Regions from separate parts of the Mus musculus genome. Here region 1 is linked to region 2. A link is a loop called in an ENCODE intact Hi-C map of the cell type or tissue named here. Cell type or tissue: heart. All regions are shown on one strand.

The links. Hi-C counts contacts between places; a loop is a spot of excess contacts. Peaks named below come from ENCODE experiments on the same cell type or tissue, not always from the same donor. Only the 100,000 strongest peaks of a DNase experiment are listed, where the experiment ranks them.
Region 1: it touches region 2 in a loop (2.9-fold over the local background); 2 of 42 quality-filtered maps call a loop at or near these places.

What each region holds. Positions count from the first base shown.
Region 1 is chr10:44,524,552-44,532,551 of GRCm38, forward strand. It overlaps a transcript of Prdm1 not described here. Among named protein-coding and RNA genes, the nearest start is that of Prdm1, 70 kb to the left of the region's middle. In heart, no CTCF peak of the experiment used is centred here; DNase peaks (open chromatin) are centred at 2,740 and 4,960; H3K4me3 peaks cover 2,616 bases; H3K27ac peaks cover 1,126 bases; H3K27me3 peaks cover 3,990 bases.
Region 2 is chr10:44,627,227-44,635,226 of GRCm38, forward strand. The region is part of intron 2 of Gm35154 (a long non-coding RNA gene); the gene reads left to right. Among named protein-coding and RNA genes, the nearest start is that of Gm35154, 32 kb to the left of the region's middle. In heart, no CTCF peak of the experiment used is centred here; a DNase peak (open chromatin) is centred at 3,425; H3K27ac peaks cover 684 bases.

The DNA of each region.
Region 1 (8,000 bases), 100 kb before region 2:
GCTAGGAAGTTGTGATGCCCCCGATGACTTTATCATTCCCAACAAATCAGGAAACAATCCAAAAATTTTCCTTTCAAAAATGCAAAATGCATGGGCTAGGAACTTTTTGAGGGCAACCTCTCTGATCTACTTCCGTGTTAGAAGGGCTGAGGAGTCACTGGCAGCAGAACCCAGAGAACTTTAACATCATCACCTGCAACCTTCAAGGGGAGCTACCCGGAGCTATTCCTATATATAGATCAACACCAAAGTGCCAGGAGACAGACCAATAACATTTGTTTATAACTGACCGAAATCATTTTATCAATTAAACCTACATCAAATTACATTGGTATAATAAGACTGAAGAGGAAACAAACAGAAATAACTTAGGACACATTTAACCCTGGTCTAGCATTCATTCTGCATGAAGGAACTTGTTTGTGAACGGCTTTCATTTATCAATGACCTTTACATTTATCAATGGGACTTATTTTTTGAGTGCTAAGTTCCTTGTCTTTGCTCCCTGTGTCATTTATATTAGATTTCCCACTTAGGAAGATTCTAAGGCTCAGACCTCTATCAGCTGTCAGTGAACAGTATTCTCATAGAGTTAAAGAAATCTCAGTCTGAAAACAAGCAGCTATGTTTGGAGCAGAAGTTTGTTTTCTTGTAACCCAAAGAAGACAAATCAAAACCTAGTGTGTGACTCTAAGGCAGGAGATAGCCTATTTGGTTAAAATAATGTTTACTTTGTGTCAGAAACAAAGGATTCTAGTTTCTGTCTGCCAAAGTGGGTAATTTTAACTCTACCTGTCCCTAAGAGGCATTGTTACTAGAAAATAAGGAGGACCCAAAAGGCTCCAATGGAGAGGGGTTCTGAAGAAGACACAGACAGCACAATGTAATGAATGTCCTCTTGGCCTTTAACATTTAAAAACATTGAAAACAGGCACTGAGATCCACAAAAGGGTGATAGGCTATTTTTACACAGAAACTGATTTTTGCTAAATGCTTTTTGAAACATGGCATGTATTAAAAACACCGTTTAAGCCATAAGAATTTTCGCCAGTGGATTTGCTAAGTACTGTAGAGAATAGCTTGACTTCCTGCACCTTGTAATGTGTACGAAATGGATAATTTATAAAGACAAATCTGTACCGTGCAGCATAGAGTCTAGAAGAACATCAAGCTGTAAGAGCAAAAACTAGATGCAGGAGAATGTCCTGTTTAGTTTATCCTGATGTCGTATACTTATATTCAAATCAGATAGGCCAGATTGCTAGTTTTACCACAGAGAAAAGCTAGCAAACATTTCATTTTTCAGACAGCTATTAGAGAAAAATCTGTATTTATGTTTATATTTCAAGGTACAAAAAGTTTGCTAACATTAATTCACATTATGTATATTTAAAAAAAAACTATAGTTAGCCAAAAACAAAAACAAAAAACCCTGCTTAGCCATCTCTAGGACAGTCAGTTTATGATAAAACAAACAAACAAAAAACAACTAAAAAACCAAACTTAACCAACTGGGAACATGCTGTGTTTTAGGGATTTCACTTTTTTTCAGTCAGAAACATTTTTTAAAATTGAATTTCCCAAGAGCTGAAGGAAATGTAGAGAGGTCTAGAATAAGAAGGGCCCTAAGCATCCTACTGCAAACTTTTCCAAGGCAGAACCAGGAAGTGGTGCCACTACTAGACTCTGGAACAAATGTTCCCGGTGGCTTTGTACCACAATGTTTAAAAACATCATATTTTAATTTCAGGCCTTATAAACTAAAGATGTCCCCCCCCCCCAAACTAATTACACTATTATTTTGGATCAGAGTTTGCGGCTGACAACATCTGTTAGAAACTCAATTGTGCTTCCTAATTAAAGAACTAAGTCTAGTTGATGAAAAAAAAAAAAGTTTAATTCAAAGGGAGCTGTAATACTGTGAAAATAACCAAATAATTTTCCCCCACAAATATCCTCCCTGGGAGAAAGAGGCTTTCAGTGGGAACAGAGCTTCCCAACGGTCTGTGTCGTGTATCTACTGTTTATTTTATTATTTTTCCTATTTACTGGGTCTTTCCTGTTACTTTATTTACAGCTGAATACTCACTTAACCAATGTTTTTTTTTTCCCCCTCAATTATTCCTCCTCTGCTGTTTTATTCAGCAAAGCAGAATAGTTTCAAAGCAAAGCAGTTTCAAGTCAGGCCTTTCCCTTTTGTTCTGTTTACAAGTGTCTGTTGAATCAAAACATTTAAAACTTTAAATAGTAATCCTTGAAGGTTCCTTTTAAAAAGAAAGGAAAAAAAAAAAAAAGTAAATCCTCGCAGAAAACGCCCAGGCTGCTTGTGAAAGAGGCAGCGCATGGTTCATTGATCCCATAGTGAACGTGACCACGCTGGGTAGGTACTCAGAGCTGGCACCTGCCCAAGCCCTCCTCTGCCTGTGCCTAACCTCTATGCTTGCCAGGAACCGAGAACCTAAAAAGGTGCGAGTAAGGTGAGACGTAACCAGGAACTTAAAAGTGTCATCCTGAGTAGGACTCATCTCTCCGGATTTCAAAAATCGGAAAAGGTAGCTTGGCAGCTCCAGGCGCTGCCCTCCGGGCCACCCCTCCAGCTCTGCGCCCCTAAGTTCAGCGCGATTGCGGTGCTAGCGGTTAGCGAAGGTGCGAAGGCTGGAAAGCTCGAGTAGCCCCGACTCTGGTTTAGACTGCCTGGCTTGCTCACCAATTACACTAGATTGCAAGCCCAGCAGCCATCCACGCGGCAGAATCTGCTCTGCACTTAGGAAGTGGCAGGCAGCACCCTAGCCAGTGACAGCGGGAACTCCGGGCCAGGCCAGGAGTTCTCGGAAAGTTTGTCTGCACAACCCATTCCTCCCTGAGCCTGGAGGGACGCGACACAGAAAGATCCCTCTGGTATCCTTAGGGTCTCTGTCAGCACCCTTGGTTCTCTTTATCTCCGAACGAAAGCAATCTCTGGGTCATCCTAAACCCACTCACTCCTTCTTTGGTGACTTTAAAGAAAGGGCTCCAGTTCAAAGAAGACGCACAAAGGGTGTGTCTGCTCCCTCTCACCTACTCGAGGGTCTGGCAGCACCAGTGTTCCTGCAGAACAGCTGTCCACCCCTCCCCCGCCTCACCGCCCCCCCTCCCGCCTTTAAAATAATTTGCGCAATCGTGCACTGCGTAGTCTAATTGCAAGCCGCTAGCTGCGAATTCCTTTTTCAATTTGAACCAGTCTGGACTCTCCCTCCTCTGGGTCTTACCTTGTCTCCCTAGCCTCCCACCGAGTCTCCGTGTCCTAATGGTGGCATCTGGGACGTGTGACACCCCTGATCCCCATCCCCAGAGTCGCTCTGCTCTCTGTCTCCCATGTCCCTCTCCCAGCATCTAAAACTTTGGGTGCTGTTTTTGCGCTACCGAAGAAGAGTAAACGTAATTGCCCCTGTTCAGTTGGGGCAGGCCTTTTAGAATTTCCGACATTATATTAAGTTTACATTTCAAAATAAGGTGTATCCGATTCTGCGTTTAATCAACCAACGGGTGACACGAAATTCGACGTTTTCTTTGAACAGACTGAAGGGAAAGATCTAAGGTCTTCCCTTCCATCCACAGACTGAAGGGAAAGATCTAAGGTCTTCCCTTCCATCCCGTTTTAAATTTTTAAATAATGAATGCCGTCGGAGGAATGAAGCAACAGGAGGTCCCCTCTGGTTTACTGTCCCCAACACTGGAAATCTTTCCCCACACTGATATCCTAATTTAAACACCACCCCGGCTCCATTCTTTGAAACCCCATTTCTTAAGGTAGCAAGAGTAACGTTTTAAAGACCTTGCACTGTTCCACGGCTCTTCGCAGTCCTAAGCGGCACACCTGAGCAGCCCGGGCAGCTCCCGACGACCTCCGGCTGCAGAACCTTCAGTCTTCCCTGTGGCACGTTTTCTGTGCCTCAACAAACTCCCAAAACAAGCAACTTCGGTGAATGCAAACTAAGCTTTCTCGGGAGAAACGTCAAGGCAGCTACAATCCGTCTCTGATTACACAAACATACCTAAGGGCAGGTTGGAGAGTGACGAGGGCTTTGGGGGTGGGGGTTTGTCTGCTCAGAGGTGGCTGAAACCAGTTTTCCCATTGTTATTTAGCTAAGAAAAGCTAGCTTTTGTTTTGTGGTAGATATTAGGGATTAAAAAACGCCAACGCCACAGTTCCCAGGAGTCTTTGAGATTATGGAAAAATCTAACCTCAAGTGAGGAATTTGGTTCTTTTAGATTACAGCACCGAATGAAGTATTAAGATTTTTATGAGGAAAAACGTCCAGTCACTTAAAAATTTTTCTATAGAGGCTGGAGAGGTGGCTCAGTGTGTAAAGGCGCTTGCTGCCAAGTCCGAAGACCAGGGTTCATTCCCACACAGTGGAAGGAAAGAACCGACTTTCACAAGTTCGCATCGTGGAATGCTCCCCACCCAAAAACCTAAATATCACTTTAAATATTACTAAGAACTGACGTTGCATCCTGCTACCTGCCCTGTATTTCAGTAACTCAGCTCCCCTCTGGCGTCTGTCAAAATAGGAAAAATGGCAACAGCAACGTCGGAACTTATTGGATTTTGCTCTGGAAACCCAAAACTTCAGATTCCCTCCAGTTATCATTGTGCACATTCGCTTTAATGGAAGGAGGCACACAGTCCTGATTCCCTCTTTGGCCTGCAGAACAGAGCTAGAAATCCCATCGTTCCTGGGTCCATTGGCCACACGTGTGCAAGCGGCTCCCGCAGCTGATGGAAGGTGGCTCATCCAGCAGTGGACGTGTGAATATGTGAGGGGACTTTGGGGGGGTGGCTGGAGCGCACCGGGCTGCAACCCACTCTGTGCTCTGATTCTCATAGTACCAGCCGGGCTAACTCGCCTACAACCGGCGAGCAAGGCTCTGGAGGACCCGGTCGGGTCCCAACCTGGGACCTCCAGGATTGGACAGCCTCTAGCCACGTGACCAGCACTCCGCTCGCTCGCGCCCCGCCCCTTCCCGCCGCTCGCGCAGTCCGCGGAGCACTGCACATACCTGGCACTCACTTTCACTTTCTGCGCTGGAGGTTCACGCACGAATGATAACTTTTTGTTTTGGCTCTTTTAGATTTTTTTTTTTTGAGGCAACCAGTGCAAGAGGAAGACGTCGGAGGAGAAACGAGTCGAACCCGTTCATGGCTGGGGGTAGCGTGGGAGGAGTAGGGAGGTTGCGTGGGGGAGCGGTTCTTGGCGGGGAAACCGGATTGCTCGCCTTACAAGAGCACAGCTGTCTGAGCTTTTGTGTCCGTGAAATGTCCTGGGAAGTGACACCCACCGCCAGGGCATAGCAAGCAAAAGTCTCAAACAAGTAGAAGCTCCATCCTTCAAACCCTGATATAATCCTTTGTTTATGAGAAGGAAAACCTGCCATGTAGTTTGCTGGGTTAACTGAAGTTAAAGGGCCTCTTGTTAGCCCACGTGGGTGACTTGCTTGGCATTAGTAAGGCAAAAATCCAAAGAATAGTCTCTGCTAGCTCTGGGATCAGCGGGTGACTCAGAAGCAATCCAAAATGTTTGCCCACGTACTCCGCAGCGCTTACCTATTATCTGTGTGCAGCTGACCCTCTAAGATGCTCCCCATGGCCCAAGAAATCTCATCTCTTGGAAGTCAATAGTCCAGGTCATGTTGTTTATTATACAGAGCTTAGTTAACGTTTTGTACATTTTACCTGTGAAGTTCTGGCACATAGCATCAAATTGCCTTCCTCCCTTGTCCATTTTCTTTTCTTATGCAGCACCTTCATCTTTAACAAGCCAGGGAAGTTGTAACAGGAAGATTGGGTTTTAGAAAGAAAATTGCTTTGCCTTCTTTCAAAAGATGTCTCCACCACTTGGTGGCATTTAACAGGTTCTAAACTGAGTCCTTTGTTTTTGTTTTGTTTGTGTTCCTAAAGAGTAATAGGAAACCAACTTTACAAAGTGTGGACAATTACCTAGTATAGTTTCTGGTACAAAATAAACGCTCAATGGATTATTATTACAATTGGGTTTACTCTCCTCCTATGGAGTTTTACCTGACTGTGCTAGTGGCCTTTCTTTTATTTTCATGTAGAAGTTTGATTAAGGAGAAAGCAAAGCTCATAAAGCAATTTGCTTCAATCATGTGTTGTGATAAGTAACTTCTACTGGCTAACTACATGTCCTTTTGAAAGTAGTTCCTCAAATTTGTTTTGAATATATAATAGTGCCTTTGAATTTTCTTAACTTCTCCCATGCACTTTTACCAAATGACAGAGTTAGGCTTATACTACTAGTTATTTCACAACTAAACATGGTGACTTTTAGGGGGAAACGCTATTATTTTCTCTGGGTAGTTAGCTGAATGTCTATCATAAAATACAATCTAGAATAAGAACTAATTACATACAAAAATTCTTTTTTTTTTTTTGCTATCTGGGGAAAAAATCACATAGAACAGATATATAAAATTTTAACTTAAAACAGCTGTGTTTTGGTCCCTGGTTTGGGGACCAAGCATAGGTGGAGACTGGAAATGAAAGTTGTTTTCTCTTTAAAACTAGTATAATTTCTGCTTGGTAGAAATGCAACCTCTGGGCTGGGGATGTAGCTCCCCCCCCCCCCCCCCGTTTTAGAGTCCTTATACTGATTAGCATGCATAGTGCCCTCCCCAAGTTGGATCTCTGGAAGGAGGGGGAGGGGGAGAGAGATCTGAGTCCCAAATTTTGTCTTCCACATGTTTAGAGAGATATATTTCTCTATATCTCTCTAACTATAAATAGATACACACATGTATATATGAACATACATATCACTTTATATACACACCCATCACCTCTCTGACTACCCCCACCCCCACCCCCCCATTCTAGCTGTCACTTAGTTTAACCTCCCAGTTACCCTATTGGGCAACTCTGGGAATTGTCCTGGGAGTTCTTTTCTCCTTCCCCAGTGGCAGCCATCAAGACATGCCTAGTTTAACTTATTACAATGCTACGGATGTGTCTCTTCCCTTCTTTTCCCACTGCTCCTTGCTTTGCCTCCTCTCTGGCTACAGCAGCATCTTCAGAGCAAGGCTCTGCCATTACCTTTCTCTCCAGTGCCGTTCCTTGAGTGGTTGATCTAAGAAGCACATCTGAACATGACACTTGCCTTTAAAGCTTCCCATTACTTACCAGATAAAAACCTAAGCTCTTTGCCCCAGCATTCAAATCCTCTTTAGCTCTCTCTAGCTTTACTTTTCTCTACTTCCTGCCCTGACTACATCCCGGCCTCCATTCATCTGTTCTATGCTAGTGAGTACCAGCTGCTATTATAGGCGCACTGGATACCTGAAGGAGCAAAATTGACCTTTGTTCTCAAACTTATATGAGTGTGGAAAGGAAGGGGTTGTTGGCAAACAAAAAAAAAAAAACTGAATAAATTAGTGCATTGTATCAGGTATAGGTAGGGTGATTTTAGATAGTCTAATCGGGATTGGCTTTATTGCAAATATGACATTTTCAGCAAAGACATGAGACAGTGAGCTAAGTTGATAAACAGGAAGAATATCTAGGCCCAGGGAAGCCAGAGCAAAGCCCCAGGTGGGTGAGAGTGGGCTTGCCACATCAAAGAGAGGAAAAGAGAAGGACAAGTGAAGGAATAAGGTTGAGTATTTGGATCTCTAAGTACAAAATCTGTAATCCTTTTAGATTTTAAAATCTAAAACTTTAGTGATAATGAGTGGAAATTCCGAACCCTACCTGATAATGTGTGGTAAGTTGTGGTAAGAAGGTAACCAAACTACAAAGATTATATAAGGCTATCTTCAGTGTTTTCAGCCATTTACGAAAGAGAAAAGAATACCATGTTTAAGCCAGTTGTGGTGGCTTAGGCCTTTAAACTCTGTCCTAGGGAGGCATGGGGGCGGGGGAGGGAGAAAAGAAAAGATACTGTGTTTAGATTTTACCTAACTCCAACTAGGCGTTCAATGTTTCCTAAACCCAAAGTGTTGCT
Region 2 (8,000 bases):
AAGAGAGGCCCATTGGACACGCAAACTTTATATGGCCCAGTACAGGGGAATGCCATGGCCAAAAGGTGGGAGTGGGTGGGTAGGGGAGTGGGGGGGGGGGGAGGGTATGGGGGACTTTTGGGATAGCATTGGAAATGTAAATGAGGAAAATACCTAATTTAAAAAAAAAAGGAAAAAAAAAACGTATCAAGTGTGGCTCAGGGATGAGGCTGTACCCGGTGAGAAGAGATGACTCTCTTCCTCTCACCACCCACAGTCCTGACTCTTGACTCTTCTCTGTCCATGTGTTCTTTCTAGCTGGCTTTATTCCTTCACACCGTATTGTACATTGATGACTCTGATATATACTTATTCCCCAGCAAGCTCTTTCCTGTATCTTAAACCTGAATATATGGCAGCTGTCCAAACCTCAGCTCATCACCACAGACCAACCCAAAAGTTATTCCCCCAAGTCATCTCCCAGCACCTAAGAACCAAGGAACCACCCAAGCCAGGGCCTCTTCTGACGTACCATGATTGTGATCCAACCTTACAAGTTTGGCTCCAGCTCTGGTCTCCTCCATTTTCATGCTCATTGCCCTAGGTCTTACCCTGTTCTTGGGCAATAGTCTTCTATTTACTCTCTCTGCTTTCTGCTGGGCTTCATTATAATCAGCCTTGTTCTTCCCAGACCCATCTCTCCGAACCACATTTCGGATTAAGTGACTCTGTTGTGTTCTAAGTTCCTGTGATTCCACAAAAGCATGGGATGGAGTAGAGATTCTTTAGCATGGTGTTTAAGGCCCCCTGTTCTTTTCTTGTCTTAAGACATCTAGTTTTACCTATTCATCTATGCCATTTCTCACTATTTGGCTTTCTATTGATCAATATAGCTGCTTAGAATAGATTTTCACTTTTCCTGACGAATGTCTTTTTAACTTAATTGTTCTTCTTTTCATGTATGTGTGTTTGTATACATGTGGGCATATTTAGTGCACACATGTATGCATATATGTTCAGGCCTGAGGTTGATATCTGTGATTTTTCTCCACCATCATTCCTTCCATTTATCCTCTGAGGCAAAGTCTTTCAATCAAATCCAGAGCCCACCTTACCAATGTAGTTAGTGTCATTAGCTAGTAGAGATGCCCTACCTCTGCCTCTGATTCTGGAATTACAGGCAAGCATTCTCTTACTTGCATGGGAAGTGCTTTAATTATGAGAGACTCCTCAGCTCTCTTTGTATTTCTTAAAGCCCTGGCTAATGTCACTGAAGCCAAGACAACCTGATCCCCTCATCCCTGCCTGCTAAAACTTCTGCCTGGGTAAAGATAACTGTTTCCCCTTTTGTGTGTGTTTTCCGTATTGTGGTCTCTGCTCATGCTGTGATTATCACCTATCATTTTTATGTTTTATTGTTTTTTGCATGTTTATTTTATGTTTTCTGATCACTCTCCTCTACTGAACTATCAGCAGTCTGAACTTGGGGGATTTGTCTAGTTTGTGTTTCCATCCCACGAACTTATCACGGTCCCTTTAAGTTAGTAAGCATAGTTGTTGGGGTATTTATCATATAACTATACCAGTTAGTGGTCTCTGTAAAGACACTCATAAAGCTTGCTCCTCTGAAGGCTAGGGAGGAAGCTCAGTCAATAAAGCTTGCCTTGCAGTGCAAGGATCTGCATTGTGTCCTTCAGAACCAGGACAAGGCTGGTGTGGGGATGCTTGCTTGCAATCCCAGTCTGAGGGAGGCAGAAATGGGTCCATTCGTAAGGCTGCCTGGTAACTCACCCTAGTCAAATTGGCACATTCTAGGCTTGGGGGAACTCCTTCCTGTGGGGCAGGGTAGGGGTGGGAGTGGGGTGTAGGGAGTCAGAGGGTGGGTGGAATCTGAACTTGAAGTTGTCTTCTACCTTCCACATGCAACTGCATTTTCTCCCCTTTTCTTCCTCTTCTTCCTTTTCCTCCTCCTTCTCTTCTTCTTTTTCCCCCTCTCCCCCTTTCACACACACACACACACACACACACACACACACACACACACACACACACACACACACACACCATTCACTTTCAGGGAATGATACACAAAAGTTTAGATTCACATGGCTGAAGAATTAGAAGTCCATACTCATACAGGATAGTTTTCGAGAACTCACCTGCTTTTTCTACATTTTGAATTCCAAAGTTGTTATGCTTGCATAAAAATTATTTTGCCTTGGCAACTCTTCCTCAGTTCATCTACAAAGAATTACTGCTAACACGGGCAGTTGATTAGTGTAAGAAGGTGTTATGGTCTAATCTTTTTTTTTTCTTCAGGTTTGCTCTGACTACCCTGGAGTTTATTTGACTTTAGATTCATTTTATTTTATTTTATGTGAGTAAGTGTTTTGTTTAGTGCCCATGGGGATCCCCCTAGAACTGGAATTATGAATGGTTGTGAGCCATTGTGTGGGTGTTGGGAACTGAACCCAGGTCCTTTGCAAAAGCAGTGAGTGCTCTTAACAACAGAGTTAATCCTCCTCCCAAATTCTTAGGTTGAAATCCCAATTCCCAAGGTGATGGTATTAGAAGCTAAACTGGTCATGAGGGTGGAGCCTTCACACATGGGATTGGTATTCTGCTAAGAGGCCAGAGAGACAATCTTACCCTTTCTGCGGAGCTAAGATGTAAAGGCGCTGTCTGTGCTTTGAAAGTGGCTCTCACAGACAGAATCGTTCTATATCAGCATACATACCGTTATGTTAAATCTCCTCACTGCTGGAGTTGTGATGATATACTTCTATTGTTTGTAAGCTACCCAGTTGGTGGCAGTTTGATATCTCAGCCTTCAGGTAGTAAACCAGAAGGAGTTTCAAACATTTTGTGATTTAAATGAAAATTTCTATCCCTGTGAAAGTTAATAGCAACTCTAGCGTGTGATATAATACCAGAATTATATATGTGTGTATGCATGTATGTGTGCACATGTGTGCATATATGTATTTATGTGCATGTGTGCGTTTATGTGTGTGTATGTATGTATGTGTGTATTCCATGTCATGATAGCCTACCAGAGGCCTACACATACATGGTTTTATTCAGTTTAATCACTGTTTCCTGAGATTGGCTTGGCCTCACTCTCCCTAGCTCTGACTGAAAGTGGCTGGGACACTTCCTTCTCAGTCTATAGCCCAGGGGCTGGTACCAAGTAAAAGCAGGTAACTCACGAAGGAACCAAATGTAAGATCAAGTCCTACAACTGCCCAGCCCTAACCAAGGGCACAGAACTCACCACCAGTCTCTGGAGGAAAGCAAGGACATTAATCAATTTCCCCGGAAAATTTGAACTGTCTTTTCTGAAGCTTTTTAAGAACTGCATCTGAAGTTTTGGACAGCTTGCAGTGGAAGTTGTGTGGGGACCGCCTCCCGACTCGAGGCTGTTATTCTTCTGAAAGTCTATTTTGACCAAAGGAAATCCTGTTTCGCCAGCAGCACGGGCAGTGGCCCCGAGACGCAGTCTCAGGAGTGTTGTGAGGATACAGGCTCTCTTTAATCTCAGATTAAAAATATTTGATGTTTACAAGGTGTATTAGCGTAATTGGAATGCGTCTGCCTGTCTGCCAGCCTTCCTTCCACGATAGGACCTCATAATTAAAGAGCATCGCGTTCATGTGGCTGCCTGCATACCCTTTCATGGCTTCTTGTGAGCAGTTATGGTCAAGACCGTTACCCTAGGCCCTCGGAAAGCTCATTCAGACAGACACAGCTGTAACCAGAACAAAGGAAGAGGCCGCATTCCCTTAGAATCCTACCTAGTGCTCTGGGCAAAGTGGGAAACCAGACAAGTAAAACAGTGTATGAGAGGCGCATGGGGTTCCCAGACTGCTTCTGTGTGTGTGTGTGTGTGTGTGTGTGTGAGAGAGAGAGAGAGAGAGAGAGAGAGAGAGAGAGAGAGAGAGAGCATATGCATGTGTGTTGGGGGGGGGGGTCATGTCTTTAAATATATTCACAAGCCAAATATGAATGCGTGTATTTGCACATATACATGTCTGCATGTGTATATATGTGCCTGTATAAACCCACATGTATGTGTAGGCAAACATGTTATTTCTTCTCTCTTCCTGTTCTAAAAAAGAGTTGGTCATTTTTTTAAAAAATCTCTTTGTATGCATCTAATTCTATGGTAATTATGAACATACAGGTGTGTCCTTTACCTGAAAACACTTTTCAAGAGGGAAGACAATGTATGTGCCCTATGGAAGATCTGGATTAAGTCTTCCGGGAGTTCAGAGAAAAGATGAAACCTGCCAGGAAGACAAGAGGAGCAAAATTCAAATCGGAGAATACAATTCTTCCCTCGCGTAATAACAATATCATACATACCTCCCCCTGCAGCCCCCACCCCAAGCCCAAACAACCCAAACCAAAACAAGTGATAAGAGCTAAGATGAGCAGATCCCGTGTTGTTTCTGGCCCGACTGCTTTGGGGGTATTAAAGGAACTTTGTGAAAGTCTACTAGGGAAGTGAGGCAGAGGGTTTGTCCTCTTCAATTTTTTTAATCGCTTCAGCCCTGAGAACAGAACTATATACACAGTTTATGGAACTGAAACAGATCAAAATAACTTGTCAGCTGACCTGTCCTCATCACGTTGTAAACGGCGCAGGACAATCAGCTTCTGGACAGTTAGACAGAGTCGTCTGTCGTTCAGACATTGTTTTTAACAGTGTCAAAAGCACAGTGTTGTGATTCCTTTGGGTGATACACTTTCCTGGGATGAAAAGATTACTTTTCATATAGATATGGAAGAAGATGTCTGCCCTCATTTTGAACTTAAAATTGGTACGGCTTTACAAACAAGAACAACTCTCACCAGGGAGATGTTTTCCCAGTCTGCTGTCTGGGAGGAAGAGGCATACTGCAGGAAATGGACAATCTTGACCACTACACAAACAAATAGTTTCCTTACAGGCAACTCACCCTGACCCTAGATACGCACTACTCTCCGTTTTAGTTCTTCGGATGCACTTAGATATCTGCTACTTAAACAGGACACAGAAATCCTACTATCTTTCATGAGTGTTGCTTAAAGCTTTATTAAATTGCTTCATGTATAAATCAAGTCATGAGCAACCTTGGTTTCATTAATAAGAAGGGTGCACTACAACCAATTACCCTGCCTTCATTATAGACGTTCAAGAGGCAGGCAGGCTCTCTTTGATTTAGAGTTATTTATTTATGTATTTAATGCTTTCTCACTGTTCTCTACGAGTGCACGCGCGCGCGCACACACACACACACACACACACACACACACACACACACACACACAATACACTTAGTATTTCTTTATATTTGGGACCAGTAGCTTGCTGTATGCTCTGTAACATCCATCAGATAACCAGAAAACTAAGAACTTAGATTCCTTGGTGATATTTGGCATCAGTAAAAATGTGGAAGAAGCTAAGGGGGAAAAAGGCTGTAAATTTCATAAATTGTAGATCCTTGTCATTCTCTACTTCCTGCCTTGCTTCCTCGTCATTATTTTTTCTCCTAGGGATGTGTGGCACTGTTTGTGTTCACGTAGATGGCTGTGTGAAGTTTAAGGCAGTGACGAGATCGTAATGCAGACTTCTAGCTGAAGCGCACACTTTGAAGCAGTGTTCATGATTTACTTGTATTTCTTTCTTCCTTGAAAAAGAGTGATACATTCCCTCTCCCCTTTTTAGAAGTGAGGTTTTGTTGAATAATTGAGGCCTTAAGAAAAGTTACAACACACTGTCTTTAACATCCACAAGACTGTCTTTGCACGCAAACACTCTGTTGACGTCAGCAGATCTTGTGTGAAGTTCTTTTTTTTTTTTTCCTCCTATCTCTGGGAACTGGGCTATGGGGGTGGGAATGTCTGCAACATATGGACTGGACCTGGGATCTGTGGGTGAGTCGACTCTGACGCCATTTGGAATGTTAAAGTTTTCTAATAAAATTGAGGTTTCTATTATTTTCCTATAGGGCAAGAAAAAAAATGTATCCAGGATGACATTTATTCCAGTAACTTTTAAAATTCTGCCATTATATTTGAGAGACCAGCAGCTAGTTTATGGTTTATGAGAACTGGCCAGTGTTAAAAGATTTGGCATTTTGTTTTGGAAAACCATAACTGAGCTGAACTTATTAGAGCCTCTGAGGCTGATTTGTAAGCAGAGATAACATGTTTCTTTGAGTTGATGGTTCAGTGTAGCTGACGACATGGTCACAAACATTTACATCTTAAATTACAGTGTTTTCAGGGATAATGGGATGGATTGGTGGGCAAATTGTCTCTCCATCAAATCTTTATGACCTGAGTTGGTTCTTCATGACCCCACAGTGGAGAGAGAGAGAGAAAGAGAGAGAGAGAAAGAGAGAGAGAGAGAGAGAGAGAGAGAGAGAGAGAGAGAGAGAGAGAGAGATGTGACACTAACCTCTGCACACATGCTGTGGTAAACACACACACACACACACACACACACACACACAGACACTAAAATGAAATAAAACTAGTTTAAGAAAAATCTGTGGGCCGAAATATTTTTGGTTCGATTATTTGATATTTTTAATTTAATGCTTCTCAACCATTCACCTTTCTCGTGAAGGACATGAATTCACTTCTGCTAACATTGAACAATAGAATCATCTTTTGTGGTAACTAGACTCATTGCACTTGATTGGCAGGCTTTCCCTGCCTGTATTAGCTTGGGAGCAGTATAGCAATAAGTTTGACCTAGCGGAGAAGATAAGGGACAGAGTTGTGATGAGAACAGATATTCTCGGTTGTGTTTACAAGTGTCACTTTAATTGCAGTTTATAGAAGAGGGGAGAGACATAGTTCTCTGTAGATGGAGAAGAAAGGAGGAATTTGTAGTGGATTTTGAAAGCAGGATAAAATGTAGAAAATATCAAGATAGCAACTGAAGGTGGGAAATTTTACAGTTCATTTTGGGCTTCCTGAGGGGTCAGGCACTGAGCCATGGGTAGGCTCGGTTTCAAAGTGAGCTATATCTTCTTAGAGGACAGGCATGTGCCTGTGAATTCTTATTAGACCATGTGGTCTTTATTTATAGCTCCCATTTGATTGTGCTCAGTAGATTGTTACTAATAATGATAAATTCTGTGGGTTCAGAAACACCCCGCGAAGAACCTTTCATGTGTTTTTAGCCCTTCAGCTAATTGGAAGGGGGAAACTGAACAACGAAAAAAGTGTAACCAAATATTGTGAAACCCCCACACTGCTGCGCTTAGACCAGGTGTCTGGTAAGCCTTATCAATTCTAATCATTTTTAGCCTTATTTAAATTAAGTAAGGAGGACTTTTTTTTTTAAAAATCCTTGTTATTCAACTTGAAAGAGAATGGTTTTCAATAGTAGATCAATTAACAAGGATTTACTGAGTAGCTACTCTGCAGTCAGAACTTTCTTATAGATACACAGTGTAAGTAAGTTCTCTTTCCAGAGCTTAAGGTAATGTATGGAGTGTATGCGTCAAAGAAGCGATAAAGGGATGCTCTGTGTGCATCCTGGTAACAGTTGTCAAGGAAAGCCAGATAGCACAGCTGGGATAGCTGGGGACTGAGTGGACAGCAAGGACAGAGAAGGCCTGACAGGTGATGGAAGTACAGGGCAGAGCCCTGAGGGCGCAGAGTGCAGAGAGGAAGTTGTGAGAGGATTAGAGCCGATAGTGCTTCCCAAACAGTCCTCACCTCGCTTGTGACGTGTCCAACAAGAACCATGAAATTCTGTAACGGAACATCCAATGTTCCATCCCTTCCTACGCACAGCCCTGCCCGTGTGTCCTTGTGTCCTACATGCATGCATGCACAAGCAAGTCTAGAACCTCAAATTCTCTTCTGTCTATTTGTAGCTAGCAGTAGGAACTACATATTTTTTTTTTTATTCTAAAGGGTGGAAAAGTTTTGTGATAGTTGCTTTATTTGAGGGAAGCTGACATTTTATTGGTGAATGATTAGATTTGTGATTTTATTTTAAAATATCTTAAATATCC